Linked DNA regions of Homo sapiens: region 2 is linked to region 1. The links are chromatin loops, found by intact Hi-C in ENCODE. Cell type or tissue: CD14-positive monocyte. All regions are shown on one strand. Links, peaks and the distances in the headings refer to the core of each region. The heading gives the core; the rest is flanking DNA.

What was found. Hi-C counts contacts between places; a loop is a spot of excess contacts. Peaks named below come from ENCODE experiments on the same cell type or tissue, not always from the same donor. Only the 100,000 strongest peaks of a DNase experiment are listed, where the experiment ranks them.
Region 2: a loop joins it to region 1, with 7 times the contacts of the local background. A loop is called at or near these places in 16 of 110 quality-filtered maps.

What each region holds. Positions count from the first base shown.
Region 1 is chr4:679,131-694,910 of GRCh38, forward strand. MYL5 (myosin light chain 5) reads left to right here. Exons shown (of 9, transcript NM_002477.2): 6 at 784-888; 7 at 1,379-1,457; 8 at 1,962-2,010; 9 at 2,763-2,898. The coding sequence ends at 2,864. SLC49A3 (solute carrier family 49 member 3) reads right to left here and starts at 10,021. Exons shown (of 10, transcript NM_032219.4): 1 at 9,863-10,021; 2 at 7,402-7,560; 3 at 6,959-7,172; 4 at 6,705-6,781; 5 at 5,589-5,726; 6 at 5,353-5,469; 7 at 4,479-4,631; 8 at 4,080-4,237; 9 at 3,651-3,760; 10 at 2,699-3,246. The coding sequence starts at 9,997. The coding sequence ends at 2,828. It overlaps LOC124900643 (a long non-coding RNA gene), which reads left to right and starts at 7,555. Exons shown (of 2, transcript XR_007057985.1): 1 at 7,555-8,108; 2 at 8,342-8,889. RefSeq lists enhancers at 1,596-2,235, 4,565-4,974, 6,105-6,234, 7,439-8,387, 9,336-10,284 and 5 more and silencers at 1,988-2,087, 2,308-2,507, 2,588-2,817, 9,808-9,977, 10,008-10,067. In CD14-positive monocyte, for the core only: CTCF peaks have their summits at 5,050 (motif pointing right) and 5,254; DNase peaks (open chromatin) are centred at 1,551, 2,011, 5,021 and 8,261; H3K4me3 peaks cover 1,897 bases; H3K27ac peaks cover 1,677 bases.
Region 2 is chr4:322,084-337,863 of GRCh38, forward strand. ZNF141 (zinc finger protein 141) reads left to right here and starts at 15,731. Exons shown (of 4, transcript NM_003441.4): 1 at 15,731-15,780. RefSeq lists silencers at 14,441-14,500, 14,731-14,840 and enhancers at 14,855-15,370, 15,476-15,780, 15,481-15,580. In CD14-positive monocyte, for the core only: a CTCF peak has its summit at 8,147; no DNase peak of the experiment used is centred there.

The DNA.
Region 1 (15,780 bases), core at 720-8,719:
GGCCCGCGCCTCAGAGGCCCACCAACGGCCCTGAAGCTGCAAGGTGATGGCCCTGGCCGCCCTTGGTTCCATCAGAGCTGGCAGAGAGCATCCCAGGGTGAGACAGGGTGGGTGGGACAGCCCAAGCCTGGAAACTCAGAGTGGGCTTTGAGGCAGCAGGCTCCAGGGAGGGGCTGACTCTCTGGTAGGACGCCACAGGCAGGCAGGCGGCTTGCCCCCAGGCAGGACCACAGAGCTGACAGAGGGCATGGAGACCCTGCCCGGCCAGACCACAGAGCTGACAGAGGGCGTGGAGACGCTGCCCAGCCTCTGCAGCACAGCCCGAGTGTGGTGGGGCACACTGCCCTCCCCAGCTTCAGTCCTCCCTGCGGCACATTCTGTTCCCAGCAGCTGCCTCTGACCTGAGGCAGGAGGGCAGGGGGCTTCGGTCCTGCCCTGGGAGCTGGGGAGTGATTTCTCCTTGGGGTGGGAGGGTCGCAAGTGACCCACCTTCCTCTCGGCCCTGCTTATGCCCAGAATTAAGAACAGCAGATCCCAGCACCTTCCCAGGCTCTGTGTCACCTCCCTCTCCCTCAGCACTTAGTCCTGGGGCTCACGGTTTGGGGTGAGGTGGACACAGCCAGCCAGATGCACCCACTGCCCCACGTGCCTGGGCCAAGCGTCTCCTTCCCGCTCCCTCCCCACCCTTCCCATCTGCCTGCCTGGCCCTGTGCTGGGGTCACCTGCTGGTGGCACAGGGCAGGCAACAAGCCCTGCCCTGTGATGCCCCCATGTCTGTAACAGGCAAGACCAACGTCAAGGACGACGAGCTGGACGCCATGCTCAAAGAGGCCTCGGGGCCCATCAACTTCACCATGTTTCTGAACCTGTTTGGGGAGAAGCTGAGCGGTGAGCACCGGTGGGGCAGGCCTGGCCCTCCTAGCTAATTCCTAACAGTTAGAGATCCGGACATTTCACGTAAAAATCTCTCTTTTCCAATCTCTGGAGAAGCCCTAGGGCCTGGCACTCTGGGAGCCAACAACTGTGGGGCCCCGTCAGCCACCCCAGAGCCATGTGCTCAGGCCCGCCCTCCTGCCCCACGTGCTGTGTGACCCGCCGTCGACACCTCTGTCCCTCACTCATGCAGCACTCACCCCCAGCTCCAGGCCTGGGCTGACCCTGGGCACCCCAAAACTCACTACACCCCAGGGCAGGAGTGCCCGACAAGGCCTCCTTGGGGCTCAGGAAAGGAGAAGGCCTTCAGGCAGAGGCCACCTTGTGGGCAGAGGCTTGGAGTCTCCCCCTGCTTGGGGCAGGGGTCTCCCCTCCTGCCATCTGCCCTTGGCAGCCACGGGACTGCCACCCTGACGGCCCTGGGCTGAAGGTGCCTTTGTGGCAGGTACCGACGCCGAGGAGACCATTCTTAACGCCTTCAAGATGCTGGACCCGGACGGGAAAGGGAAAATCAACAAGGAGTAGTGAGTGCCCGGGCGGCCAGGGCGGCCCGGCTTCCGGGGAACCCCAGTGATCTCATCCTGTCCCAAAAGGGACAGTCAGCCACCAGATGCCACGCCCACCTCCCCACCTCTGACCAGCTTCAGGGCCATGAGGAGCGAACCCAGGATCCCAGCTGAGTGGGAGGCCAGCCCTGCTCACACAGGGACCAGCGCCTGTGCCCGGTGGGGGTGGGGCGGCTTCCCCTCAGCCCACTCCTCCATCTTCAGCTCCTGCTAGGCGCCGGGGAAAGTACCAGGCGCTGGCCTGTAACCTCCTTCCGGCTCTGTCCCCATCAGCGGCTCCCCCAGAAGTGATGGCCCCTGAGTGTGTGTTGGGAAGGGACCTGCCCCAGGGCCACACTCCAGCGGGAAGGGCGGGAGTGCAGTGAGCGAGTACAACCTGGGGCCCCTGGAGCACCTGAGCCCCACCGAGAAGGCTCCTGCACCCCCGCATCAGCCCGCGCTGACCCCTTTCCTCGTCCTCAGCATCAAGCGTCTGCTGATGTCCCAGGCTGACAAGATGACGGCGGAAGAGGTCTGGCCCGCGGCTTCCCTGCCAAGCCCACGAGGGGAGGGCGGGGCTCCCGGGGTCAGCTGGGTGGAGGGGGACGCGGAGCCCGAGGAGCAGCGCCGCGGTTAGGACCCAGGACAGAACAGGCCCCCGGGGGGCTCCCGAAGTGCCCGTCTGAGGGACGGAACTGGCTCAGAGGGATCAGGTCAGCGGTTGGAGACCCCTCCCCTCCGTTAGATCAGCGGCTGGAGACCCCTCCGCGGCCTGAGCGTCTGTCCCAGCCGGAGGGGCGGGGCTCACAGCTGTGCGGTCCGGAGCCGCCCCCCACCCCCGACGCGCCGCTCCCAGCCCCAGCGGGCGAGACTAATGCCGGGCCACCCCTCAGGACCCCCGCACCTCCCCCAGACCCCACACGGTCCTCCCCGACGCTGCTGAAGGGCCGAGCCCGACACGTGCGCCCAGACTGTGGCTGCAGCCGCCGCCGCCCCGCCCCCTCCAGCGCCGCCCCGCCCCCTCCAGCGCCGCCCCGCCCCCTCCAGCGCCGCCCCGCCCCCTCCAGCGCCGCCCCGCCCCCTCCAGCGCCGCCCCGCCCCCTCCAGCGCCGCCCCGCCCCCTCCAGCGCCGCCCCGCCCCCTCCAGCGCCGCCCTCACCCCGCACCCGGGCCCCTCCCCGCTCCCCCTCCCGCGGCGCAGAAACCACACCCGGGGCCGCTGCAGGTGCGCGCTTGTAATTCGCTCCCGGAGCCCGCAAGGAGCCCTTTCGCCCCCGCCCGCAGGTGGACCAGATGTTCCAGTTCGCCTCCATCGATGTGGCGGGCAACCTGGACTACAAGGCGCTCAGCTACGTGATCACCCACGGGGAGGAGAAGGAGGAGTGAGACCCAGCCGGGTCAATAAACCTGGACGCTTGGACCCTGCCTGCGAGTCTGCCGGGGCGGGAGGGCGCGTCGGTGGCTGCTGGGCCTTGCGCACGGGGAGTCGCTCGGTGGCAGGCTGGGTGGGGGCTCCCGGGCCCTCTGGGGTCCTCTAGCGAGGCCCCCCTCGCCGTGCACTCCGGAGTCGCCGTGCTGGGCCCCAGGACCCCAGCCCTTCCTGCTCCCCCTCGGTCCACACCCGGCCCTGAGTCTGCGCCGCCCACGGCGTTACGGGTGGAGGGGGGCTCCCCAGACTCGGCCTGCAGGCGCCGGTATGGGGTGTGGAAGAAGACCGCCAGGATGCAGCTGAAGAAGGTGCACAGGCCGGCCATCAGCAGCAGAGACACTGGGGACACATAGCACAGCTGTCCCCACAGCCAAGCCCAGGGGCCACAGATGGGCAGAGCCCAATGCTGGCCTATGGTGACCCCACTACCCTTGACCACAGAGTGACCCCAGACGGAGAGCCCACTCGCAGCTCTTGACAGCCCTGAGGGGGTGTTTGCAGACCCAGGTCCTGAGAGAGGTCACTAGCATGGGGTCTGGGATATGGGTGTGCCAGCCCCATCTCTGATCTCGGCCACACCTGTCCTGGCTCACCTGTCCTATTGCCCGGGGACTCCCTGCGTGGTGCTCACCTGTCCTGCTGTTTAGGGCTCCCCACGTAGGGTTCACCTGTCCCGCTCCCAGGGAATCTTCACATGGGGCTCACCTGTCCTGTTCCCTGGGGACTCCCCATGTGAGGCTCACCTGTCCAGTCAAGTGGATCCTCCCCCTGCTGGCAGGTGGACAAGGACGGCTCCGAGCGTCGCACAGTCAGTGCCGTCATTGCCAGCATGATGAGTATTCCCTCGGCCTGCCTGGACACACGTGGCCCTCAGCCCCCGCTGCACTGCCCACCCCCTCGGAGCCAGGTGCCACCTTGGGAAATGTTGACATCGGTGCTGTCCCTTGTGCCACCACCCTCCTGAAGGCAGCACGCAGCCTCGGTCATGGGCCCTATCAGCCGGCCCGGCCTGCACACAGCAGGTGCTCAGAACCTGCTCGGCCCTTGCCAGAGCAGGCAGGTTCCCCACCTCCCCGAAAAGGGGCCTGGACCACATGGTGCAACCCCAGGGGTGTAGGGGTGGAGCAAGGGGAGTATCTCTGGGGTTGCAGCAGGGGCAGATGGACACTCACCCCAGCACAAAGATCATGCCTGTGGCAGCCCCCTCCCCCACGGGGAAGGAACACTCGACCGCCAACTCCATGGCCACGGGGCCCACCGAGAAGCCAAACAGCCCGAGCAGCGAGCAGGTGGCAGCCAGGGCAAGGGTCTGTCCCTGCAGCTGGGACACCTGGGAGCAGCGGAACGGCAGGCAGACAGGTGGAGGGGGTGGCAGTCAGAACTGGACCTGGCTTCACGGGACATGGGACACGGGGCAGGAGAACCCATCCCACCCCGGGGCCACCCTGGCTGGCAGAGGCTGGGCATGAGACAGTCCAGACCTCTGTTCCAGCCAAGCCGCCAACCGCCCTCTCCGGGCCTCACCACCCACCCACCCCCACAGGGCAGTCTTGGCTTGAGGAGACCCTCACCAGGGCAAAGGGCACGCAGGCCAGAGAGAACAGGCACAGGCCAATCTTGGTGGCCTCAGTGAAGTGCTTGGTCCGGTCCACATAGGGGCCGAGAGCCAGTGCCCCCAGGATCCCAAACGTGATGAAGAGAGCGCCACAGAGGCCGGAAAACCCCTGGAGGAGGCGAGAAGAGGCCAGGGCCCCAAGAGGCCACCATTATCCTAGGTGCATGCCGTCAGGGCAGGGGGCTCAGTGTAGGGCCGTGTGCTGTGCCCAAGGCCCAGGCATAGCAACACAGCTTCCAGACGCACCGCTGGCTGCCTGCGGGGTAGGGTTTCCTGCCTTGTGTTTCCCACCCCACCCCAGAGCAAAGCAATCGCTAAAGGGAAGAGCCTGTCTCCACAGAGGCCCCACAGGGCCGTGGTGCCTGTGGCCCTGGCAAAGGTGGAAACATGCCCCCAATCCTACACTGAGCACTGATCCCAGAAGGCAGAGGGCAGAGGGCCAGCTCGGAGATATGCGAGCAGAGCAAGGCCCTCCCCGCTGCACGTCTGGATACCAGAAGGTGGCGCTGTCCTGCAGACCCACAGGGGCGGGGCCTTGCTGGGAAGGGGCACTGGGAGCCCTGGGGGCCCCACCTTCCCATCCACAGGGCACCGTCAGTCCCTCCGCTCCGTCCCACAGCTGCCCCACCCCACTGCAGCTGTGCCCACCACCTCCACTGCCTGTGGACATAATGTCACACAGGGCATCTCGGGAGGGCCCACAGCACAGAAGGGTGTCAATGTGGCCCCCGCCAGGGTCGGACACTGGGCACCCTGGAGGCGGCGGTGACTCCATGGCCATATGGGGCGGATGACAGAGGCAGGGTCCCCAGGGGTGGGGCCAGGCTCACACTGGAGTGGCCGCTTGCACAGAGGATCTGCTCCAGGAGGGCTGAGAAGCTGGCAGAGATCCCGATCATTCCCCCCAAGCACACAGCCAGGATGACATAGGCCTTGTTCCACATGAGCTGCTGGGAAAGAGCGTCTCAGCCCCGGAGCCCGGGGGCCCTTCCCAAACCCATCGCCTCCTCAGCCTCTTGCCCCCACCCCCAAATCCACCCTACCCCGGGGATCCCACGGCACTGACCAGCTTGAGCCCATCCAGGAACTTCTCTGAGGTGGAGCTGGCAGCCCCGGCAGAGGGCGGGGTGGGGGGCACACTCTCCCACAGGCAGATGGTGGACAGCAGGCAGACGACGCCAGCAGGGATGGTATAGACACCGAGCTGGGGAGGGGTGTGTGTGCACAAGGAGACCACGCAGACTGGCACCCACACACGCCGCAGCCCTGCCTGTCCCAGGCGCCACCTCCCAGCTCCTCCTGCCCCACCACCGGCTGCCTCCCAACCTCTGGTCTGCAGCTGCCCTTTGCGAGGCCCAGGCTGGGAGGGGCCTGCTCCAGGGGCTCATGGGGACCCCTGGCTGTCAACGCATCCCTCACCAGTGACACCCTCCTGGCTGATGTTAGCCCAGCACCCCCAGGCTCCAGACTTACATCTCACTGCCAGCTGCACAGCCCATGATAGGGCTCAACACACAGACACAGGTGGGTGCAGAGGCACACGTGCATACAGACTCACGCTCAGTACATACCCCCAAGCACAAACACACCACCCGCACCTGATACACATGCACGAGCACACACAGGTACACACCACACATGTGCACAGACACACAGACACATATGCACACATCACACAATACACATGGGCACAGGAACAGAGACACGCACCGCACACACCACACACACTCAATACACACAGGCAGGCATAGAAACATCACACACTGGCCGGGCGCGGTGGCTCACGCCTGTCATCCTAGCACTTTGGGAAGCCGAGGCAGACGGATCATGAGGTCAGGAGTTCGAGACCAGCCTGGCCAACATGGTGAAACCCCAACTCTACCAAAAATACAAAAAAAAAAAAATTAGCCAAGCATGGTGGCGCACGCCTGTAGTCCCAGCTACTCGGGAAGATGAGGCAGGGGAATTGCTTAAACCCAGTAGGCGGAGGTTGCAGTGAGCCGAGATCGCGCCACTGCAATTCAGCCTGAGCGACAGGCTGAGACTCCTTCTCGGGTGGCGGGGCGGGGGACGGGAATCACACACGGGCACAGGAACACGGACACACTTGGGATCAGGAACACACAGACGTGCATGCGCACACACCACACAGACCAGGCACGGGCGTCTCATGACCCCTCACCATTAACGGAATGTCCTCACCCTTCTTGACCAGCACAGGGGACAGCACATTGGCCACAAGGACGCCCAGAGGGTTCGCTGGGTGGGCGGATGCACAAAGTGTCAGCTCGGCTGTGGCCTGGCTTCATCGCCAGCCCACAGGCAGAACCTTCCGGGCCCCAGCTCCTCCACCCTGGCCAGAGAGCCTGGGGAGCCGAGCGTCTGTGTGGACCCTGAGGTGAGCCCAGGCAGGCGGCCTCCCTCCCCGGAACTCACACATGGTGGCGAGCATGTTGGCCGTGGCTCGCTGGTGCTCTGGGAACCACAAGGCAGCCAGCTTGGCTGGAGAGAAGATGACCAGGCTCTGGGCAAGGGCACAGAGGCTCTGGCCACCCATGAGGAAGGCAAATGGGTTTTGGGTCCCAACAACCATGCAGGGCACCATGCGTAGCACACTCCCGGCAAAGTTCAGCCACGCACCCAGGATGGTCTGCGAGGAGGGGGTCGGGGACCGGGTCAGGAACGCTGCCACCAGCCCAAGTGCCTGCCCCGTCCCCCGAGCACCTGGACCTCCCACTGCCGCCACCTCGACGGCTCTGCCGGGGTCCCCAGCTGTTGGGACTGGTGGGCCCCGGTCTGGGGAGGCCTTGACTCTCCTACCCAAATGCGGGGGCCCCTGCACTGTCCCGGAGCGGGCCATGGTGTGGGGTCTGACTCACCGCCGCACGGAGCCCGACGGAGTCCAGGATCCAGATGGCCGCCACGCCAAATGGGGTGGATACCACGAGGTAGACCAGTGACAGCCAGTTGATCTGCTCCATGGACAGGACCAAGTCCTCAGCAATGACGTCAGCCACAGGTGCAAAGCTGAGCCACAGCTGCAGGGGTCAGGCGGGAGTCAGCGCAGGGCCACAGACCCCGGACCTACCTGCTGTGGCCCCAGCCAGCCCGAGGGGGTCAGAGTGCCAGCAGCCCCGTGAGGCCGAGGGGACACAGCGAGCTGGACACGGGGCCTTCCTGCCCAAGGAGAGCGCCACCCTGCCTCCCCCGAGGGCGGGCACCCAGCGCAGGGTCAGAGAGCATGCCCTGACCGGGGACCAGCCTGGGGGGCAGACACTGAGGCCAAGGACCTGGCCAGAGCCCACAGGACCACGAGCCCTGCCCAGACCAGACCTGGCGCTCCAAGGCAGGGAAAGGTGGGCGTGACGGGGTCTCAGCTAGAACCTCTGGGACTGCAGGCCAGCCCCACCCAAGGCCAGCCTGACCTTCCCTCCTGCAGGGCCCAGGTGTTTGGGCAGAATGTTGCCAGAGCGGGCACCATTCCCCAGCCACAGGCATTATCAAGTACTAGAGCTCTTCACCCCACGGACGTCCAGCACACAGCACAAGTGCACGCTGCGGCCGAGGGGAAGGCCTCCTAGGAGAGGTGAGACTGGCTCATCCCTGAGGGAGGCCAAAGTGGAGCGGGTCACCGGGGCTCACTCCGGGAGGCAGGAGGCCGTGTCACTCAAGGTCAACTTCCATGAGTCGACTGAGCTCCAGGCCACACCCTCGGACACAGCAGCCAGACCCAGGCTCCGCCCGGACAAGGTCTGACTCAGCCCACGGGACAGGACAGGGAGCTTGGGCAACAGCCGCCCTGTCTTCCTTTTTCTGCAGGACGGGGCCAGGCACAGAACGAGCTCCCCAGGCCCAGCTGGTGCCTGCCTGGCCGAGCCCGGGAGAGAAAGCCCACCCTGCGGAGCCGAGCCCGCCGCTCCAGCCTCAGCCCTGTCCTGGTTCCTCGGGGGCCTGAGTGGGGCCCACAGCTGACTCACTGAGAAGAGATGCGTCTGAAGCGTGCGGGGCAACGTGGGAGGACGATCTGTCTGACTCCCTTCCTCATCTCCCAGCCTCGACCCTGCCTGCGCTCGCCCCCTTGGGTCCTTTGAGTCTCATCCAGAGCACTGGGCTGCCTTCCGGGGTGGGTGTTGACCCAAGCTCTGCTCCGCCTGGCCCTCATGCTGCTGGTTGGAACCCGGGATCCCTGGTCACTGGCTGCAGATGAGTAACCTCCAGCCTCAAGGGCACTTGGCTGGAGTGAACATGGTGCTTACGGCTCACTGTGGTGACCCAGGCAGAGACCATGACGACTCTTGGTGTCAGGGTGAGATTTCTGTGTGCTCCATGATGACTCGTGGATATTAATAAAACAGTGAAGAACTGCAGCAGGAGGCCCTTGACTGTCCAAGGAACGCCCCACACCTACGACACCCACTGACTCTTGGACCATGAAACCAGCCCTGCACCCTCAGACACTCCACCCAAAGCCAGTTATGGCTTCCCCAGTGCCTGGACATGGTGGGCCAGGACGCCAAGCCACAGCAGTGAGTTACGGCTCGTGCCAGCATTGTGGGCAGCAGGCAGCCCCTGGGCCCATCCAGCAGATCCCGGGCCTGTCTCGGCCAGAGGCTGGCCCTCCATACCCAGCCAGCAAAGGAGGAGGGGAGAGGCCCCGGGGTCCACCTGGAAGAGCCCTGACCCAGGCCTGAGAGTGACTCCTGCCCCTGCCCCCGAGCTTCCTGACCATCCCCGTGACCTGGCGCCTCCCTGAGCTGTGGGTCCTGCTGCCAACTCTAGCTGTTCATTGCACGTTGGCCAGATACTGCCTGACCAGTTCCTGAGGCTCCGGGGGATGGCTGATGAGGGCACACAGGGCGGGAAAGGCTGCAGCGTGCAACACCTGAAGGGGGTGGGGGCAGGACGGAACCCAGCCCAGCCCAGGAGCCGCCCCTCACTCAGAGTCAGGTGGAGGGGAGGGCGGCTCCAAGCGCGCCTCTGCTGTGTGCCTGCTGTCCTGGGGCTGGGAGGCGTGGAAGGAGAGAGGGCCAACGCAGGGCCACCTGTATGTGACTGGCTGGGGAAGAGGGACCCAGGCTGGAGCCACTGAAGGCTGGGAAGGGCTGGGACTCCGTGACTGGCAGATCCCCCGGGGCACCCAGCCCTGCTCTGTGCCCTGGGCCCAGCCACCTCCAGGACAGACAGTGCCCCCAGTGCCCGCAATCCCTAGCCACCTCCAGAAGGCACCCCCCGCCCCCAGCCAGCACCTGGCACCTCGGGCTGTGGCCACAGGAAAACAAAACCCGGCTGGTCCGAGGGACTGAGGGTCCCGGAGCCACCTGTCCCCGCCCCTGCCCCTACCGTGGCGTTGGAGCAGTTGAGCAGGCTGATCGCGAGCAGGAACACCCAGCGGCGCGCGTAGGTGCGGTGGCCCCGCTGCGCGCACAGGGCCCGGGGCTCGGCCAACCCCGTCTCGGCCTCCGTCGGCCCCGCCATCGTCGGCGGCCTCCACGGGTCTCCGCCGGTCCCGCCGGCCGCCCGGGCTTAAGGACCTTCCCGCGTGGGCCGGGACCGCCTGCGGGCGGAGGTGGGGCCGGGCCGGGCCGGGCCACGGGGGGCCAGTTCCGCCCCAAGGACTACGGAGGAGGGTCCCGCCCCGTCCCAGTTAAAGGAGACCCAAAAAAGCGGGGGAAGGGCGGGCAAAGGTGAAGTTGGACCCTCCTCCTTCGGCCTCAGGCTGGAAGTCCCTGCCACAAAAACCGAATGTCCCTTCCGGGAAGGGCCCCGGTCACAGCCTGTGTGCTTCTCAGCAGGAAAGGCGGCCTGGAAGTCACTCTGCCCAGCAGAAGCTCTGCACTTCCTGAAGGGGGCTGTGGACCCCAAGTTCCTGAGGTTCAAGCCAGCCACAGGGAGGGGCCAGAGGCCAGCCTGGAAGAAGAGGCTGGGCTGGCTTTGCGCAGAGCCTCAAATCAGACCAGTCCCTCTACAGCCCCTGCGGGAAGCAGGCATGGGGTAGGAGGGCGAGGGGCTGCAGGCCAAGGCTGGAGGGAAGGCCAGAAAGGCCTGTGGGCCCCACCCTGGGGTAGGCAGTCCGCCACACACGCACCGGATTGTTACCTGCATTTTACAATGGAGGACACGGCTCTCAGAGGAGTAGGCACAGGTTTCTGTTTGTTTAGGATGGAGAGGCCTGTGTGTTGGAAGGCAGAGGAGGGAGTTTCGGCTTAGTCTTTTCTGCAAGAACCTGCTGATCCCACAACTGTGCCTGGCCCACCCTGGGGGAACCCAAGAGGCTCCAGGCCCTGTTGCTGAGGCCAGTATAGGGGTGGGGTGGAGGCTGGCCTGGTCAGACGTGCAAACAGGATTTCCCCCAAACAGGGAGGCTCTCTTGACCCTTGAAACCATCCCCGTTTCCTGAACAGTATTATTCGTGGTTTTTGTCTTAAACATTCATCTCCTTTGCCAGGGCCTGTCCATTTTCCACACCTGAGTCTGAACAGGCTAATGATGAGGCCCCAGCTTTCACTGTGCAGTCTTCTGCAGGGATTGTGTGTGTGTCTCAGATAGAGCTCTCCACTTTGGGATTTTTTTTTTTTTGTAGAGTCTCATCCAGTAACAAAGAGAAAATGGAGCTCACCCGGGGTGTCCTGAGATGGGTGGGCCCCAAGGGGGTTCCATTCTCTGAGACGTGTGATGGAGCCCTGTGGTCCTCACTCTCTTTATCTCCTCTGCCTTCCCCACCGTCTAGCCTCCCCCCTCATCTTTGTTCCCCATTCCCCCACCAGTTCCTTCTGTTCTCCTTCTCCTCACCTCTTGCTCGCCCTGCCCTGAGGACCCAGCCCCCTCACAACCTTCCTCCATAGTCCAGTGCCAATGTTGGCCTAGGGCCTTCAACATCCCCTAACCCCACCTGGCAGAGGGGGAGTTGCAGTGCAGGCTTCCCTGTTGAGGGACCTCACTATTGTGGAGCACTGCCTCTGACAGGTGGTGTCTGAGCCTGTCACCATGAAATGGGGCAGCCACAGTAGCTACCTCCATCGTTCAGTCTCTGTTGAGCGTGCATTGTCGAGGGGTGTCACCATGAAACGGGGCAGCCACTGTAGCTACCTCCATTGTTCAGTCTCTGTTGAGCGTGCATTGTTGAGGGGCTCCTCCTCCCTACATGTCGGAACTCTTGGGTTGAGCAGGTGAGCTCAGCAACATTGCAGAATGCAAGATCAGCACACAACAATCGCTTGCATTGATGTATACCAACAAGAAACATGAAAACCAAAGTTAAAGACATTCATAATTACTCCAAGGAAAATTAAATACTTTGGTATAAACTTAGCAAACCATCTACAGAACTTGCATGCTAAAAATTACAAACCATGGGCCGGGTGCGGTGGCTCACGCCTGTAATCCCAGCACTTTGGGAGGCCAAGGCAGGTGGATCACAAGGTCAGGAGTTCAAGACCAGCCTGGCCAACATGGTGAAACCCAGTCTCTAGTAAAAATACAAAAATTAGCCAGGTGTGGTGACATGCACCTGTAGTCCCAGCTATTTGGGAGGCTGAGGTAAGAGAATCTCGAACCCGGGAAGCAGAGGTTGCAGTGAGCTGAGATCATGCCACTGCACTCCAGCCTGGGCAACAGAGTGAGACTCTGTCTCAAAAAAAAAAAAAAAAAATTACAAACCATGGCTGGGCGAGGTAGCTCACATCTATAATCCCAGCACTTTGGGAGGCCGAGGTGGGTGGATTACCTGAGGTCGGGAGTTCAAGACCAGCCTGGCCAATATGGTGAAACCGTCTTCACTAAAAATGCAACAGATTAGCTGGGCATGGTGGTGCATGCCTGTAATCCCAGCTACTCAGGAGGCTATATAAGGTGGGAATTGATTAAACCCGGGAGGCAGAGGTTGCAGTGAGCTAAGATCGTGCCACTGCACTCCAACCTGGGCAACAGAGGGAGACTCTGTCACAAAAAAAAAACAAAAATAAAACAAGGAAAAAAAAACAAGCTGTGCCCCAACCACCTTGAGCACGTGCCATCAGGACTGCCTGAGGCTATGTCACAGGTGTGTCCTTAACCTTGGCAAAATAAACTTTCTAAATGGGCTGGGCACGGTGGCTCACGCCTGTAATCCCAGCACTTTGGGAGGCCAAGGCAGGCAGATCACTTGAGGTCAGGAGTTTGAGACCAGCCTGGCCAAAATGATGAAACCCTGTCTCTACTAAAAATACAAAAATTAGCCGGGCGTGGCGGCGGGCACCTGTAGTCCCAGCTACTCGGGAGGCTGAGGCAGGAGAATGGTGTGAACCCAGGAGGCAGAGCTTGCAGTGAGCCGAGATTGCGTCACTGCACTCCAGCCTGGGCAACAGAGCGAGACTCCGTCTCAAAAAAAAAAAAAATTTAATTTTTTAAAAAATCGCATAGTATAAGTCCACTTATTTGGAAACAATGACTTTTTCCACTCTTGCATCTAATGAAACAGTTTTGTTTACATTTCTCCACAAGCACCTTCGGCACACTCACCTAAGCTGCCCGAGTTTTGGATCCGGGTACAGCACCATCCTGGGATCCTCACCCCAAGCCCAGAATTGCCTGTGTACGTTTACATGGTGACCTCCAGACAAAGGCACCCAGCGTCTTGCTTTCCAAAAGGATCTCTGGTCAGGTTTGGTAGCTCACGCCTGTCATCCCAGCACTTTGAGAGGCCAAGGCGGGCAAATTACCTGAGGTCAGGAGTTCGAGACCATCCTGGCCAACATGGTGAAACCCCGTCTCTACTAAAAATACAGAAAAAATTAGCTGGGCATGGTCTTGGGTGCCTGTAGTCCCAGCTACTCGGAAGGCTGAGGCAGGAGAATCGCTTGAACCAGGGAGGTGGAGGTTGCAGTGACCTGAGATGGCACCACTGCACTCCAGCCTGGGCGACAGAGCGAGACGCCGTCTCAAAAGAAAAAAAAAGAGAAAAGAAAAGGATCTTCAAAAGCTTATTTAAATAATCCTTAACATACACAGTTATGGCTAAATTTGCATTTCAATGCTGTTATCTCTCTTCTTTTAACCCAACATAGACTTCTGTCAGCATCCCAGACTAGCATTCGTTAATTGCGGGCTAATGTGTCTTTCCTAAACAGTATCTTGTTCAAAATCAAGCCACTGGAAACAGTTGCTCTGCCAAGGCTGAAGGAGGAGGCAGGCCGCCTTTTCCAGCCTGTCAGGGAGGAAACCTCACCTGCTGCGCTGAGACGGCCTGCCTGTCCTGCTGCTCCTCTGAGTGGTTTTTATCTGCTCCTCCCAGAGAACCTCAGCAATGTGAGGGCAGGAGCCGTCTGCCCACCCCGAAGCCCTGGGGGAAGGACTGCCCGGCACAGCTCCAGGGTAAAAACAGAAACCGTGGGACGCATGGCCTCTCTGCTGTGGGTCCCTCCACCGCCCCGGGCCTGCCAGACAGGTTCTTCCGCGGGGTGCCCACTTCCTGTGTGGAGCCTCCTTGACCCGTCTGGTTCCATGTGCCCCATCTCCACGCGCCTGCATGCCATCACTCCCACCCATCTCTGCGCCTCCCTCCAGGGCCCGGCTGCTGATAGCCCATGCGGGACAGCGCCCGTGGCCGGGACTGAGTCGGCACACCCAGACCCGGGTGCACAGGCTGCCCCAGAGTGACAACGTGAATGCATCCTCAAGCATGTGGAAGGCCCATCCTTTTACAGAGATGTGCACGGGAACATGAGCCTGTCTATTTACTTAGACAAGGGAGGGCCCTGGCCACGTCCAGGCCACAGAGGGAACATGAGCCTGTCTATTTACTTAGATGAGGGAGGGCTCTGGCCATGTCCAGGCCACATGCCACTCCAGTCGGACCTGCCAGAGAGGAGCCCTCCGTGTCCTCCTCCTCCCCTCCCCGTCCAGCGTGGAGGCTCCCGTGAGCCCCGAAGTCGGGGCCCCTTTAATCTGGAGTCTAGGGGGCCCCCTCTGTCTCTCCTTCACAGAGGATTTGGTATAAGCCGTGGAAGGACCTAGTGTTCTCATTTGTGTGTAAATGAAAATTAAAATTCTAAGCCCCCAACCAAAGGATGGACCCTCCCCTTGGCCAACAACATTCCAAATTATCCTGAAAAACTGCTTCAGGCCATGAGGGGAAATGGGAATCAGAGCAGCCTCACAAACATCAACACAGAGACCTTCAGTCTCCTTGAGTCTGATAAGCATTTACCATCTATTCTCTCCCAAGTCTTCTCCCTGGAGGCTTCATCTGCAATAAACCTTGCTCTCTACAACCTCTCATCTTAACCCAGGGATTCCTTTCTGTTTGATTCCAGGTCTTTAGATAGTAAGTCCTTCACCAATGGCCAATCAGAAAATCTTTAAATCTACCTGTGACCTGAAGCCCTCCACCTCCTCATGTTGTTCAGCCTTACCAGACTGAACCAATGTACATGTTACATGTATTGATCGATGTCTCATGCCTATTTAAAATGTATAAACCAAGCTGTGGGCTGGGCGCAGTGGCTCATGCCTATAATCCCAGCACTCTGGGAGGCCGAAGCGGGTGGATCACTCGAGGTCAGGAGTTTGAGACTAGCCTGGCCAACATGGTGAAACCCCATCTCTACTAAAAATACAAAAAATTAGCCAGGCGGGGTGGTGCGTGCCTGTAATCCCAGCTACTTGGGAGGCTGTAAAAAGTTAAGTAGAGCTTCCTCTTCAAAAACTTTCCTCCCCATCTAATTAGGAATAAATAGTAACTTCTCTTAGAAGCAAAATTTATTCAAAGACCTGTGCTAACATTCTTAAATATCTGCTAGCCATAATAAATAAATGAATGTACTTTTTTTTCTTAGCTCCCACAAGTTAGCCTAAATATTTGCCCTGGCATACTTATACTGGTCCCAGCAAGCATTAGGTCACAGTCTGTTCCTCTTCCTTATTTGAAGGTGTTTTTACCTTTCTCAGCATTCCACAAATTACTTCCTCCTTCCTTTGTTCTCCTCTGCCTTTGCCTCTTTTGAAAAGTTCTAAGTTGCTAGCCAATCGCGACCAATACAGAATGTGAGGTCCCGTTCCAGCCAATGGAAACCAGACACAGCAGTCGGGGGGACGCGTCAGGTTATAAATGACCCTGTCTCCTTTGTTCGGTGTACCTTCACGGCAAAACTGCTGGCGAGTGTGCCCTTTCTGCAGAAAGTAAGAAATGGCCTTGTTGAGTAAATTAAATTTATGTTCCAGTGCTATTTCTTTACAGCACCGGGGAACAAGCATTTCAAACAAGGCTGAGGCAGGAGAATCGT
Region 2 (15,780 bases), core at 4,534-12,533, 350 kb before region 1:
TGTGATCTTTCTGCCTTCCCCAGGTTTGCATTTTCGACGTTAAAGTTTACTTTTAAATTAAAAGTTAAAAAAAATTCTTCCCATTTATTTCTATGGCTATTTAGTCAAACTTTCTTATACAGCCATTTAACATTATTTATGTTCATGTAGTTGTTGTATACCAAAATAGTTAATTGATGCAATGGCCTTAATATAACTTAATAGGCCGGGCGCGGTGGCTCATGCCTATAATCCTGGCACTTTGGGAGGTCAAGGCGGGAGGATCACGAGGTCAGGAGTTCGAGATCAGTCTGACCAACATGGTGAAACCCCGTTTCCATTAAAAATACAAAAATTAGCTGGAAGTGCTGGTGCGTACCTGTAATCCCAGCTACTCAGAAGGCTGAGGCAGGAGAATCGCTTGAACCAGGGAGGCGGAGGTTGCAGTGAGCCAAGATTGTGCCATTGTACTCCAGCCTGGGTGACAGAGCAAGACTCTGTCTCCAAAAAAAAAAAAAAAAAAAATATATATATATAAAAATCAGAGTGAAAATGTGAGTGGCTAGGAGAGGGAGTGGATGTAGAAAGCGAAATTGTAACAAGTTTCACTTAGATGAGAGAATAAGTATTAGTGATTGATTGCACAGAATGGTGACTATAATAAATAATAATGTATTGTATATTTCAAAATTGCTATGAAGTAGATTTCAAAAGTTTTCACCACAAAAAAATCATATGTGAGCTAAAGAATTTGTCACTTAGCTCAATGTAATCATTTTACAGCATAAAAATATCAAAATATGACATCATACTCAACAAATATATACAATAATAATATTTCAATTAAAAGTATAATTTTTAAAGGTACCGGTTTTTCTTATTCAATAAATGTTTAATATATTCACTTTAAACTCTTAGGTGTTAAGCCTATAAATGTTTAATGGCTTAGAATAATGTCTCACACATTGTATGCACAAAATACTAATGACAATAATGGTCAGATTACCTTATGCTCATAGTTTTCTTTAAAGACAATATTATTTTGTATTTGTTCTTATTAAAATGTATTTTCTTTCTTTTTTTTTTTTTTTAGACGAAGTCTTGCTCTCGTCCCCCAGGCTGGTGTGCAATGCTGTGACCTCAGCTCACTGCAACCTCTGCCTCCCGGGTTCACATGATTCTCCTGCCTCAGCCTCCCAAGCAGCTGGGATTACAGGTGCGTACCACTGCGCCTGGATAATTTTTTGTATTTTAAGTAGAGATGGGGTTTCACCACGTTGGCCAGGCTGGTCTTGAACTCCTGACCTCAAGTGATCCACCCACCTCAGCCTCCCAAAGTGCTGGGATTACCGGCATGAGCCACCGCACCCAGCCCGTATTTTCTGTCTTACTTAAATATTGATAAATATAGAAGGGAGGCTTTGTTCTCCTGCTTTATACATTCCAAAGTCAAATTGCAATTTTATTAACTTCCTTCTTATTCAGTAATTCATTTGTCTCCCACAGTAAACGTAAGTATTAACTAACACAATTATAGTCATATTCTCCATCTTAATAATGCAGTAAAATTTGTGTTATTCATTGACTGGGTTATAGCCTCATATTTTTATCTCATGTTATTTCATGTGAAGTACCTAAGATATAAATTTTTATAAAATACTATGAACTAAAAATAAATGTCTTTTGCTTGAGCTCAGGAGTTCAAGACCAGTCTGGGCTACATGGAAAGACCCCATCTCTACTAAAATTACAACAGACAGCCAGGAATGATGGTGTATGCCTGTGATCCCAGCTACCTGGGAGGCTGAGGCAGGAGGGTCCCTTGAACCAAGGAGGCAGAGGTTGCAGTGAGCCAAGATCATGCCACTGCACTCCAACCTGGGTGACACAGCGAAGCTTTGTCTCAAAAAAAAAAATACATACATACATAAATGTCTTAATAGGCAAAAATTATGATAGTAATGTTATAGTTACAATGTCATAGTAATCAAATAATGTAGTACCACCATAGGAATAGAATTATGTAAATTAAAAGAATAAAATTGAAGGTATATTAATAAACACATTAATTTTAGGTAAACATAATTTTGTCAGTCATGCTAGGAAATTCCAATAGGAGAAATTGTTCAAAACATAATGCTGAGAAATCAGTTTTCAACATGCAAATATAATGGATATACATACATATATGTTAAATAGAATAGAGTAAATGAATAGCCATATAACAAGTAAAAAGAAAGTATTAATTAAATTATTTTCACATAGAAAAGCTCAGTGTCAAATTGCATAAATTCTAAATTTCACCAATATTTAATAATACATAGTATAATTTTTTCACAAAAACTTTCAGCAATAGCAGAGATAACATTTTTCTATTAATCTATTAGCCAGGGGTACTGTGGTACCAAAACCGTGGCTGGGCGCGGTGGCTCACGCCTGTAATCCCTGCACTTTGGGAGGGCCAAGGTGGGCAGATCACAAGGTCAGAAGATCAAGACCATCCTGGCTAACACGGTGAAACCCGTCTTTACCAAAAATATAAAAAATTAACCGGGCATTTTGGCGCGTGCCTGTCATCCCCACTACTTGGGAGGAGAATTGCTTGAACTAGGAAGTCAGAGGTTGCAGTGACCCAAGATTGTGTCACTGCACTCCAGCCTGGGCGACAGAGTGAGACTCTGTCAAAAAAAAAAAAAAACAAAAAAACAGACAAAATAATCACACATAAAGAACACTATGAACCAAAATTCCATATAAATATAGAATTCCTGATGAAATTATTAGAAATGTTAGCAAACTAAATCCAGCAACATGTAAAACTGATTGCATACCATGACCACGTAATAGTTTGTCATAAATGCAGTGTTGGCTTAATATTTTAAAAATCAACCAACATATTACAAAATGTTACCTGAAGAATAGAAAAAGGTGATAATTTAAATAGACACAAAAAGTATGACAGATCCAGCACCCATTCATTATAAAACACTCAGAAATCTACTAGAAAGGAACTTGTTAAGACCTGCTAAAAAGCATCTATAAGAAATCAATACCTGGCCGGGCATGGTGGCTCATGCCTGTAATCCCAGCACTTTGGGAGGCCAAAGTGGGCGGATCACCAGGTCAGGAGATCAAGACCATCCTGGCTAACACGGTGAAACCCCATCTCTACTAAAAATACAAAAAATTAGCCAGGCATGGTGGCGGGCGCCTGTAGTCCCAGCTATTCAGGAGGCTGAGGCAGGAGAATGGCGCGAACCCGGGAGGCGGAGGTTGCGGTGAGCCAAGATTGCACCACTGCACTCCAGCTTGGGCGACAGAGCAAGACTCTGTGTCACAAAAAAAAAAGAAAGAAAGAAATCAGTAGCTAATAGTATACTTAATGGTAGATGATTGCAGGCTGTATCTGTAAGTTTAAAAATGGAACAAGAATGTACACTTTTTCCACTCTGTTTAACATTGTACTGGAAGTATTAGCCAGAAAACTATACTGGATAAATAAATAAAACCCTCAGATTAGAAAAGAATTAGAATACTATTTTCTTGCCACAATGTTATATAAAAAACTATAATAAATTTACCAAAAATGTACTTGAGTTAATAAACAATTTTATTAATGTCACAAAATACAAGATTAATAAACAAGGTTAAATAATACTTTTATATAACATAATCAACAGACTGAAAATCAAATTATGAAAAAAATAATGTCATAAAAACCATTTAGGAATATATTAAAAGCAAGTACACATGCTTTACATTGAAAATTATTTAAAATGCTGAAAGAAAATTTTAAAACTCTATAAGTAAAGATACATCTAATATTCAAGGTTATCAATGAGAAATATTAAGATCAAAATACCCAGCAAATCTATCTACAGATTCAATGCAAATTTCAAAGTAAATTATTTTCTTTCTTTCTTTTTTTTTTTTTTTTGAGATGCAGTTTCGCTCCTGTTGCCCAGGCTGTAGTGCAATGGTGCAATCTCGGCTCACCGCAACCTCTGCCTCCCGGGTTCAAGCAATTCTCCTGCCTCAGCCTCCCAAGTAGCTGGGATTACATGCATGCCTGTAATTAACCATGCCTGGCTAATTTTGTATTTTTAGTAGAGATGGGGTTTCTCCATGTTGGTCAGGCTGGTCTCGAACTCCCGACCTCAGGTGATCCACCCGCCTCGGCCTCCCAAAGTGTTGGGATTACTGGTGTGAGCCACTGCACCTGGCTATTTTCATAGAAATTGACAAGCTGCTCTTTCTAAATTCTATACAGACATGCAAAAAAATCAAACACATGAGAATTTTGAAAACAAAAATGAAATTTATTTCTGATATTCTTACTAAAATGTTATACTAACCAAACAATATGGCATTACCATAAGAATTGATTTTGAGGTCCCACCCAGGATTGATACAGAGCCAAAGGAACCCCCACCCCAGCCAAGAAAAATGGTGAGTGAATGTGCAACCCCAGGAAACCACACTTCTCTCAAAGATCTTTGCAACCCTTGCATCAGGCGATTCAGTTGTGAACCCACTCCACCAGGGTCTTGGGTCTGACACACAGAGCTGTGTGGAGTCTTGGTAGAACAGCTGCTCAGACACAAACAGAGTCCCAGGAGCTTTACATACCTCAGCCCTGGGACATCCAACAAAGATGACTGCAACTCAGGCAAGGTGGGAGATTGGTGCATACCCCTAGGAAGGGGGCTGAATCCAGGAGGCTGAGCAGCATCAGTTTGTGGATCCCACTTCCATGGCACTTCACAAGATAAGACCCACAGATTTGGAATTCCAGCTAGTTACTGGTAACAGTGTAGCACCTGCCTGAGATGGGTCAGAGCTTCTGGGTGAGGGATGGGCTGCCATATTTGCTGTTCGGATGACAAAGTCATTGCAGCCTGTGGGCTTTGGAGAGTCCAAATGATCTGAATGAGGCAGGGACCCCACAGCACAGCACAGCTGCTTTACCAAAATGTTGCCAGACTTCTTCTTTAAATGGGACCCCAATCCATTTCCCTCACTGTGTGAGTTCTCCCAGCAGGGGCCTCCAGCTGCCCCACCCATATTCTATGAACAGAGTTCTGATTTCTCTCTGGGATGGAATGCCCATGGTGGAGGGGCGCCCTGCCACCTTGGCTGTTTGGGGGACTAAGCCATTTAAGCCTGAGGGTTTGGAGAGTCCAAGCAGATTTGGGCAGAGGTGGTTCCCCAGCATGCCATGGCTGTTTTGTTGAAGCATAGTCCTACTGCTTCTTTAAGTGGGACCCCAATTCATTCCCCCTTGCTGGGCGGGTCCTCCCAGCCAGGGCCTCCATCTACTTCTGCCCAAGTTCTAAGGCCAATAGAGTTCTAATTTCTCCGTGGGATGGAGTGCCCAGGGGGTGCGGTGGGCCACCATTTTTGCTGTTTGGGCAGGTAAGTTAGTGCAGACTGTGGGCTTTGGATAGCCCAAACCATTTGAGAGCTGAAGGAATCCACAACACAGCACAGATGCTCTACCAAAACACAGCCAGACTGCTTCTTTAAGTAGGCTGCTGACCCCATTCCTCCTGGTTGGGTGAGACCTCCAATCCAAAGCCTTCAGCCACCTTCTACAGGTGTGTTCAGGCAGGCAACAGGTCAGTATGCATTCTGACCTGACAAAGGGGCAGGCTGCCATCTTTGCTGTTTCACAGCCTTAACTGGTGATACTTCCAGATACTGAAAAAGCCAAGGGCACCAGGGTCTGGAGCAGACCTCCAGAAAACCACAGCAGCCCTACACACAGTGGTCAGACTGTTAAAAGAAAAACAATAAATAACAAAAAATAACCACAATAACCCTATCCAAAGGTCAGCAATCTCACACATTGAAATAGATAAGCCCACAAAGATGAGAAGTGGCACAAAAATGATGAAAACTCAAAAGTCAGAGTGTGCCCTTTTCTCCAACTGACAGCAACACCTGTCCAGCAAAGGATCAGAACCAGGCTGAGGCTGAGATGGCTGAAATGAGAGAAGTAGGCTTCAGAATATGAATACAGATGAACTTGGCTGAGCTAAAAGGGCACACTGTAACTCAATGCAACGAAGCTAAGAATCACGATAAAACAATGCAGGAGCTGGCAGCCAAAATAGCCAGTAAGAAGAGAAACACAAACGACTTGATAGAGCTGAAAAACACACTACAAGGCCTCCACGATGTAATCACAAGTATTAATAGCAGAATAGACCAAGCGGAGGAAAAAACATCCCAGAGCTTGAAGACTGTCTTCCTGAAATCAAACAGGCAGACACAAATAAAGAAAAAAAAAAAGGAATGAATGAAACCTTAGAATATGGGATTGTGTAGAGAGTGAATATACAACTGATGGGGGTAGCTGAAAGAAATGGGGAGAACTGAACCAAATTGGAGAACATATTTCAGGATATCATCCAGGAGAACTTCCTCAACCTAGCTAGACAGGCCAACATTCAAATGCAGGAAATGCAGAGAGCCCCACTAAGATATTCCATGAGAAGATTACTCCCAAGACAGGTAATCATCAGATTCTCCAAGGTCAAAATGAAATAAAAATATCTTAAGGGCAGATAGAGAGTAAGGCAAGGCCACCTACAAAGAAAAGCTCATCAGACTAACAGCAGACCTTGTGGGGGTTCAGACAGACTGGTGAAAAAAGTTTTAGTTATAATAGCCATAAACCCTCTTGGAAGGCCTGAGGGTTTTGCAAAACTTCGGTAATAGATCTGGCTGAAGGCGGCCTGGTCACTTTACCTTAAGTTATTAACTTAGGGCACAAATACAAACGGATGTAGAGTAGTTTATCTAACTACCTTGTTTACTCATGTGGTCCTCAGACTAACCTTTGATCTTGGGTGCTTAATTGCTTTCTACTCGCGAAGTCGGCAATGTCAATTACCTTCTAGTGGTGTTTACTCAAAGTTTTGTTACTTAATCTTTACCAAATAAATGCAAGTTTCGCTGGCTGGTTGGTGTGGCGGCTGCTACTCCCTACAGCACCTCTGTTAGTCTGTGAGGCAGCCTGGACCCTCAGTTGCACTGGCAAAGCAGAATATCTGCATCAGTATACATTGTTCATCCGTCATTGAGTCAGGGTCAGCGGGTCGGACCCCCGCAAGACTTCTCACTGGAAACCCTACAAGCCAGAAGAGACAGAAATAACAGGCTGGGCACAGTGGCTCATGCCTGTAATCCCAGCACTTTGGGAGGCTGAGGCAGGCAGATCACTTGAGGTCAGGAGTTTGAGACCAGCCTGGCCAACATGGTGAAACCCCGTCTATAATAAAAATACAAAAAATTAGCCAGGCATGGTGGTGCATGCCTGTAATCCCAGCTACTTGAGAGGCTGACGCAGGAGAATCGCTTGAACCTGGGAGGTGGAGGTTGCAGTGAGCCAAGATCATGAATCGCACTCCAGCCTGGGCAACAAGAGTGAAACTCTGTCTCGAATACATACATACATACATACATACATACATACATACATACATATATATATATATATATACCTATGTAGGGACCAGCCCCACAGAGTCTGTGGGTTTTTCTCTCCGTGTGCGGAGATGAGAGATCGTAGAAATAAAGATACGAGACAAAGAGATGAAAGAAAAGACAGCTGGGCCCGGGGGACCACTACCACCAAGACGCAGAGACCGGTAGTGGCCCCGAATGCCTGGCTGCCCTGTTATTTATTGGATACAAAGCAAAAGGGGCAAGGTAAAGAGTGCGAGTCATCTCCGGTGATTGGTAAGGTCACGTGGGTCACGTGTCCACTGGACAGGGGGCCCTTCCCTGTTAGGTAGCCGAAGCGGAGAGAGAGAGGACAGCTTACGTCATTATTTCTTTTACGCTCTTTTCAGAAAGATCAAAGACTTTAATACTTTCACTAATTTTGCTACTGCTGTCTAGAGGGCAGAGCCAGGTGTACAGAGTGGAACATGAAAGTGAAACAGGAGCGTGACCGCTGAAGCACAGCATCACAGGGAGACGGTTAGGCCTCCAGATAACTGCGAGCAGGCCTAACTGATGTCAGGCCCTCCACAAGAGGTGGTGGAACAGAGTCTTCTCTAAACTCCCCTGGGAAAAGGGAGAGTCCCTTTCCCGGTCTGCTAAGTAGCGGGTGCTTTTCCTTGGCACTGATGCTACAGCTAGACCATGGTCTGCTTGGTAATGGGCATCTTCCCAGACGCTGGCGTTACCGCTAGACCAAGAAGCCCTCTAGTGGCCCTGTCTGGGCATGACAGAAGGCTCGCACTCTTGTTTTCTGGTCACTTCTCACCGTGCCCCCTTCAGCTCCTATCTCTGTATGGCCTGGTTTTTCCTAGGTTATAATTATAGAGCAAGGATTATTATAATGTTGGAATAAAGAGTAATTGCTACAAACTAATGATTGATATTCATATATAATCATATCTATGATCTATATCTAGTATAACTCTTGTTGTTTTATATATTTTATTACACTGGAACAGCTCGTGCCCTCAGTTTCTTGCCTCGGCACCTGGGTGGCTTGCTGCCCACATACCTAAATGGTTTTTATGATATTATTATTACATTTTGTTCTTAATTTTCAGTATGTTGATTGCTGTTATATAAAAGATTTAACCTTGTCTATTAATCTTGTATTTTGTGACATTAATAAAATTTTTTATTAACTGAAGTATGTTTTTGGTAAATTTATCATAGTTTTTAACCCAATATTATGGCAAGATAATAGTATCCTACTTCTTTTCTAATCTGAAGATTTTATTTATTTTTCTAGTATACTTTTCTGGCTAATACTTCCAGGACAGTGTAAAAACAGAGTGGAAAAAGTGTACATTCTTGTTCCATTTTTAAACTTACAGATACAGCCTGCAATCATCTACCGTTAAGTATACTATTAGCTATTGATTTCTTTTTTTTTTTTTTTTTTTGAGACAGAGTCTTACTCTGTTGCCTAGGCTGGAGTGCAGTGGCTCAATCTCGGCTCACTGCAACCTCTGCCTCCCGGGTTCAAGCGATTCTCCTGCCTCAGCCTCCTGAGTAGCTGGGATTACAGGCACACACCACCACGCCTGGCTAATTTTTGTATTTTTAGTAGAGATGGGGTTTCACCATGTTGGTCAGGCTGGTCTCAAACTCCTGACCTCCTGATCTGCCCACCTCTGCCTCCCAAAGTGCTGGGATTACAGATGTGAGCCACCGTGCCCAGCCAGCTATTGATTTCTTATAGATGCTTTTTAGCAGGTCTTACAAGTTCCTTTCTACTAGATTTCTGAGTGTTTTATCATGAACGGGTGCTGGATTTTTTATACTTTTTTTGCTTATTTACATTGACACTTTTTTCTATTGTTCAAGTAACATTTTGTAATATTTTGGTTGATTTTAAAAATATTAAGCCAACACTCCATTTGTGACAAACTATTGCTTGGTTATGGTATGTAATCAGTTTTACATGTTGCTGGATTTAGTGTGCCAACATTTCTTTTTTTTTTTTTTTTGAGATGGAGTCTTGCTCTGTCACCCAGACTGGAGTGCAGTGGCACAATCTCGGCTCACTGCAACTTCTGCCTCCTGGGTTCATGCGATTCTCCTGCCTCAGCCTTCCAAGTAGCTGGGACTACAGGTGCGCGCCACCACGCCCAGCTAATTTTTGTATTTTTAGTAGAGACAAGGTTCCACCATGTTGGCCAGGATGGCCTTGATCTCTTGACCTCATGATCCGCCTGCCTCAGCCTCCCAAAGTGCTGGATTACAGTCATGAGCCACCATGCCCAGCCGTGTGCTAACATTTCTAATAACTTCATCAGGAATTCTATATTTATATGGAATTTTAGTCCATAGTCTTCTTTACTTGTGATTCTTTTGTCTGGCTTTGGTATCACAGTACCCCTAGCTAGTAAATTAATAGAAAAATGTTACCTCTGCCATTGATGAAAGTTTATGTGAAAAAATTATATTACATTTTTATTAAATGTCAGTGAAATTCAGAATTAATGCAATTTGACACTGAGCTTTTATATGTAAAAATAATTTAATTAATACTTTCTATTGTTATATGGGTATTCACTTACTCTCATTTAATATATATGGATGTATATTCTTCATTTTTGCACAATGAAAACTGATTTCTCAGCATTATTTGTTGAACAAACTTCCTCCATTGGAATTTCTTGGCATCTTTGACAGAATTATTTTTACCTCAAATTAATACCTTCAACTTTATTCTTTTAATCTACACAAATCAATTCCTATGGTAGTACTATATTCTTTGATTACCATAACATTATAACTATAGCATTACTATCATAATCTTTGCCTATCAAGAGTTTTTTTTGTTTTTTTTTTAGACAGTGTCTTGCTCTTATCGCCCAGACTGGAGTGCATTGGCGCGATTTCGGCTCACTGCAACCTCTGCCTCATAGGTTCAAGTGATTCTCCTGCCTCAGCCTCCCAAGTAGCTGGGATTACAAGTGCCCACCACCACACCCAGCTAATTTTTGTATTTTTAGTAGAGACGGGGTATCGCCATGTTGGCCAGGCTGGTCTCAAGCTCCTGACCTCAGGTGATGTGCCCGCTTTGGCCTCCCAAAGTGCTGGGATTACAGGCGTGAACCACCATGCCCATCTGGACATTTATTTTTTTATTTTTTGAGACACCGTCTTGCTCTGTCAACCAGTCTGCAGTGCAGTGTGATGATCTTGGCTCACTCCAACCTCTGCCTCATGGGTTCAAGGGATCCTCCTGCCTCAGCCTCCTGAGTAGCAGGGACCACAGGCATGCACCACCACATATGACTGACTTTTGTAGTTTTGGTAGAGATGGGGTCTTGCCATGTAGCCCAGGCGGGTCTTGAACTCCTGAGCTCAAGCAAAAGACATTTTTTAATTTTATACTAGTTTACAAAAGTTTATATCCTAGATACTTGACATGAAATAATATGAAATAAAAATATAAAATAGGCTGGGCGCAGTGGCTCACGCCTATAATCCTAGCACTTTGGGAGGCTGAGGCTGGAGGATCACCATATCAGGAGATCAGTACCATCCTGGCCAATATGGTGAAACCCCGTCTCTACTAAAAATACAAAAGTTAGTTGGGCGTGGTGGCGGGTGCCTGTAATCCCAGCTACTCAGGAGGCTGAGGCAGGAGAATTGCTTGAACCAGGGAGGAGGAGGTTGCAGTGAGCCAAGATCATGCCACTGCACTCCAGCCTGGGCTGTAACTTAATCAATAAATAACACAAATTTTACTCCATTATTAAGATGGAGAATATGACTATAATTGTGTTAGTTAATACTTATGTTTACTGTGGGAGACAAATTAGTTACTGAGTAGTTAACTGAGTAGTTAGAAGTTAATAACATTGCAATTTGACTTTCGAATGTATAAAGCTGGCAAACGAAGCCTCCCTTCTATATTTATCAACATTTAAGTAAGACAAAATGAATTTTAATAAGAACAAATAAAAAATAATTATATTGTATTTAAAGAAAGCTATGAACAAAAGATAATCTGACCATCACAGTCATTAGTATTTCATTCATACAATATGTAAGACAATATTTTAAGCCATTAAACATTTTTAGACTTAACACCTAAGAGTTTAAAGTGAATATGTTAAATATTTATTGAATTAAAAACTGGTACCTTTAAAAATTAGATTTTAATTGAAATATAATTATTAGGCCGGGCACAGTGGCTCACACCTGTAATTCCAGCACTTCGGAAGGCCAAGGCAGGCAGATCACCTGAGGTCATGAGTTCGAAACCAATCTGACCAAAATGGTGAAACCCAATCTCCACTAAACATACAAAAATTAGGCGGGCGTGGTGGTGTGTGCCTGTAATCCCAGCTACTTGAGAGGCTGAGGCAGGAGAATCACTTGAACCTGGGAGGCAGAAGCTGCAGTGAGCCAAGATCACACCATTGCACTCCAGTCTGGGCAACAGAGCAAGACTCCCTCTCAAACAAACAAACAAACAAACAAAAGATTATTCACAAAAATGGAAGTAAAATTTCCACAAATGTATAGAGCTAAAACCAGAGAAATAAATATAAATGGAACTGAGAGAAATTGTCCTTAAAGCTGGAAATGGATTCTTACAATACCTTCAACAAAAAAGGGTAAATTATTTTCAAAAGAAAAACATTAATTTGGTTATCAATAGGAGCTTCTTAAGTGTGTAGTTCAAGAAAAAAGAAACATTTTTGTGTCTAAAGTTAAAAATAAAAATGAAAGAGTAAGAGACTTGACTTGGGAGCTGACATGTTCTTTTCTCAAGGTTATCAGTACCCGGCAGCCTTTCAACTACAAACAACATTCTAGAGTTGACAAAATATTTGTATATCCCATCTCTTCTCTGATCTTTATATGCTGTTTGGCTGTGCAAAATAGAGGCTAAAGTCCCATTTTGCAGATGAAAAAGCTGAGGCTCGGAAAGACAAACATCACACACAAAGTTTGGGTCACAACTGGCATTAGAACACAGGACTCTCAAACCAGTGCTTTCCCATCACTAAACCACTCCTAGGGCTAAGAATACATTAAGACTCCAAAAGATAGAGAATTGCTCAATGCATTCCACCAAGATTAGACCTGACCCACCCCAGAAAGCTAAGCCGCTCTGGGGCCCTGGGGTGGAAAACTCAAGAAAAAGAATGATGCCTACATTCACACATCTGAGCTCCAATCCAAACTCGGCCAGTCAGTTATAGAACCTCATTTGCTGAGCCTCAGCTTTTTCTGATATAAAATGGAACTACAGAAGGCTCCAAAAAGATCAGGATAAGGGCAGAACTGCACTCTAAATGCAGGAGTGCCTGGCAGGTGGAAACCACTCACTGACTTTTAGTTTAAGCACATAAGTAATATGTTGTGTTTCACTGTGTCTCCTCCATGGTGTCTGTTTCATGGCTCCAGATCCTGGGGGCTTCTGATCAATCCTTCTGCTAAGTGATGGACGAATAGATGAATGGATGGGTGGTTGAAAGGGTGGATGAAATGATGCATAGATGGATGAATGCTCAGGAGGGCAGAAAGAAGTAAACACAGAGTCAAAATAAGAATGAGGAGATGATTGAAGGATGAAGAGTTGATGCATGAGATAGAGACATGGTCTCCAACCCTCCTATCCCCACACAGCCTCACCAACACCTGCCTTGGGGTAGCAGTGGCACATGCTTCAGATGATGTCCCCAGTCACCATGACATAGCTGCGGAAGGTGCCATAGACCTGAGGCTAATCATGGCTCATGAGAAACGTGCTAAGAGCCAGCAGAAAAAACCCAGCAGCACAATAAAGTCGACGTTGAAACTCTTCTCATCTGCAATGGCTGCCTGGCCAGGCCATAGACTATGCACTCCTGGCAGAGGGGGTGCATGTCATCCAGCATAAACACCCAGACAGGCTCACAGGGAGGGACGAAGCTCTGCGATTGCTGCCAATTGAGGCTTAAAGTTAAAGGGAGAACAAGACCCCCTCAGGTCCAGACCCAGTGCCTGGGCCCACAAGTTCAGATGGCAAGAGGCAGCACACTTCAGTGAACAATTGCACCCACCCACCCACTCACCTTCTCTCCTCACCATCCTGCCTTCTCTGCAGGCTAAGCAGTCCTGCAGGGCATGTATGAATCTGAATGAGAGAGTATGCAGGAAAGAGAGAAGGGAAGATTACCAGGACTGGGCCCCAGCCAAGGATTTGACATCACCTTATTTGCCTACTATAGGGATGAACTAGGTGGTCAAGTGGCCGTATTATTTCACTGTATTAATACAAATACACCTTCCAGCCCTGGGAAGCAGCATACAATTGCCAAGAGACGTTAGAATGCTGCTGGAGGATTCCAGGGTCTCACAGTCTGGATTTTAGAGTCCTGAATTTTAGACTTTTCAAGGACATGTGCTCCTCTGGGGTTCAGGCATAATAGACTATATTTACCGATGGTGACTGTGTGCATGACGCCATAACATGTTACACTATTAACTCACTTAAGGGACTCCATGAGGCAGGTACTGCTATCTTCACTTTACAGAGGACACTGAGCACAGGCAAGTAACTTCCCCATGGTCACACAGCTGGAAATAGCAGAGCAGCTGGGATGTGCACCCAGAGTCTGTGTACTTAGCCACAGTGCAATCCTGCATAACTACAAAACAAACTTATGTGTGTGAGCATCTATCCGCCCAAGCAGACAAGTGTCAAACTACGCGAATGCTGTCCAAGCACTGCGTGAGCATACACTTCTCTGAAAGCGTTCTGCTCATCAACAGGGCCAGCCAGTGACTTTTCTGATCGCTTAATGCACCTATCCAGTCTCTTCACAGGCGGCTCCTGGGGTCTGCCGGGGGTGCTGGCGTCGGGTTGGCCCTGGCGCTGTCCCCAGCCCCCACTCCCCAGGCCCTGCAGCGCCATGAGGTCGGACTCCTGGGCGTGTCCTGGGTTCTGACCCACCCGCGACGCCAGCTGCCCGCGCCCGGAGCGGATGGGCCTGGCCCGGCTCCACCCCGCGGGGCTCCGCGGCTCAACGGGTCGCCCAGGGGCGCGGGCCCGGCTTCGTCCTCGACGGTGTCCGCCCCGGCCCTGGCTAGGCCGACGGCAGCCGGGTCCGGGTGGGGCTCGGGCTCGGGGCGCGCCCCTCCCATCTCTCCAGGGTCCGCGTCCTCGCTGCCGCCAGGTCCCGCCGAGATCCCCGGTGGCCCCGGCTCCAGCGGCTGCAGCGTCGCCATCGCCGGGCAGACCCCGGCCGACCTCAAAGCGACCGCGCGGTGGGGCCGGCGGGGACTGGGGCTGCGCAGCGCGGCCTGGGGTGGGGGCGGCGGGGCCCCCAGGAGCTCCTGGGAACCGAGGGTCCTGGGGCGGTCCCGCCCCGCACAGCTCCGGGTGAGCTTGGGGAGGGAGACACACTCTCAGCCCACCTCGCCCCGCCCGACAGCGCTCCGAGTCCTGAGTCCCCTCACCCCCATTCTACAGACACGAAGGTGAAGCCAAAGACGGGACGCTCACTTCCTGAGAATTTGCTGCCTGCTGCGTGGACACCACCGACCTATTGTTTACAGCGGTCAGGGACCCGCCCCCCAGACCCCCAGGACCGCGCTTCCGGGGGAGGAGGGTGTCCTCAGCAACGGTGACCCGCACCAAAGCCCTCCTCACCGGGGTCACCGCCACAGCCGGTGCGAGGCCCGCAGGGCGCTGGGGATGCGCGACCGACTCCCGTGAACCTGCTCCTCGCGCGTCAGGGAGAGCTGTGCACCCAACTAGGCTCTGTGAGGACGGACTGAGGTCGGCCTGCAGGCTGCGGCCCCGAAGGCAGGATTTGTGGAGAGATGATTCGCGAGCCTTGGAGGAAGGATGGGCTGTGCGTGCGTGGGTGCGTGCGTGTGTGTGTGTGTGTGTCTGTGACTTTTGTATGTTTATGTGAGACTGCGTACGTGCGCGCGTCTGTGTGTGCGCGCGCGCGTATATGTCTGTGTGTGTGCGTGCGTGTATAATTTCTAAATGGACGTCACCTTACACATCACAAGGTTAAAAAATGACCCCTGGGCTGTGCCAGGCCAAGCACGAAGAGAAAGCCCCGCCTGAAACTGCCTGGAGGCCCCCCGGCTGTCACTCTCGCCACATTCCGTGGAGTATGTGGTTGCAACTTCTGTCACTCAAGGTCTGATGGCGGGGAGATTGGAGCCGTATCCAATCAGCGCACTGGAGTGAAAACTGCCCAATCAGGCACGCAGCCAGAGAGGAGGCGGTGGCTTCCGGGATGTGGCGCGGGTCTTTGCGTCTGGCTACTACCAGACCGCGGGTTAGGGGCTTCATCTCTC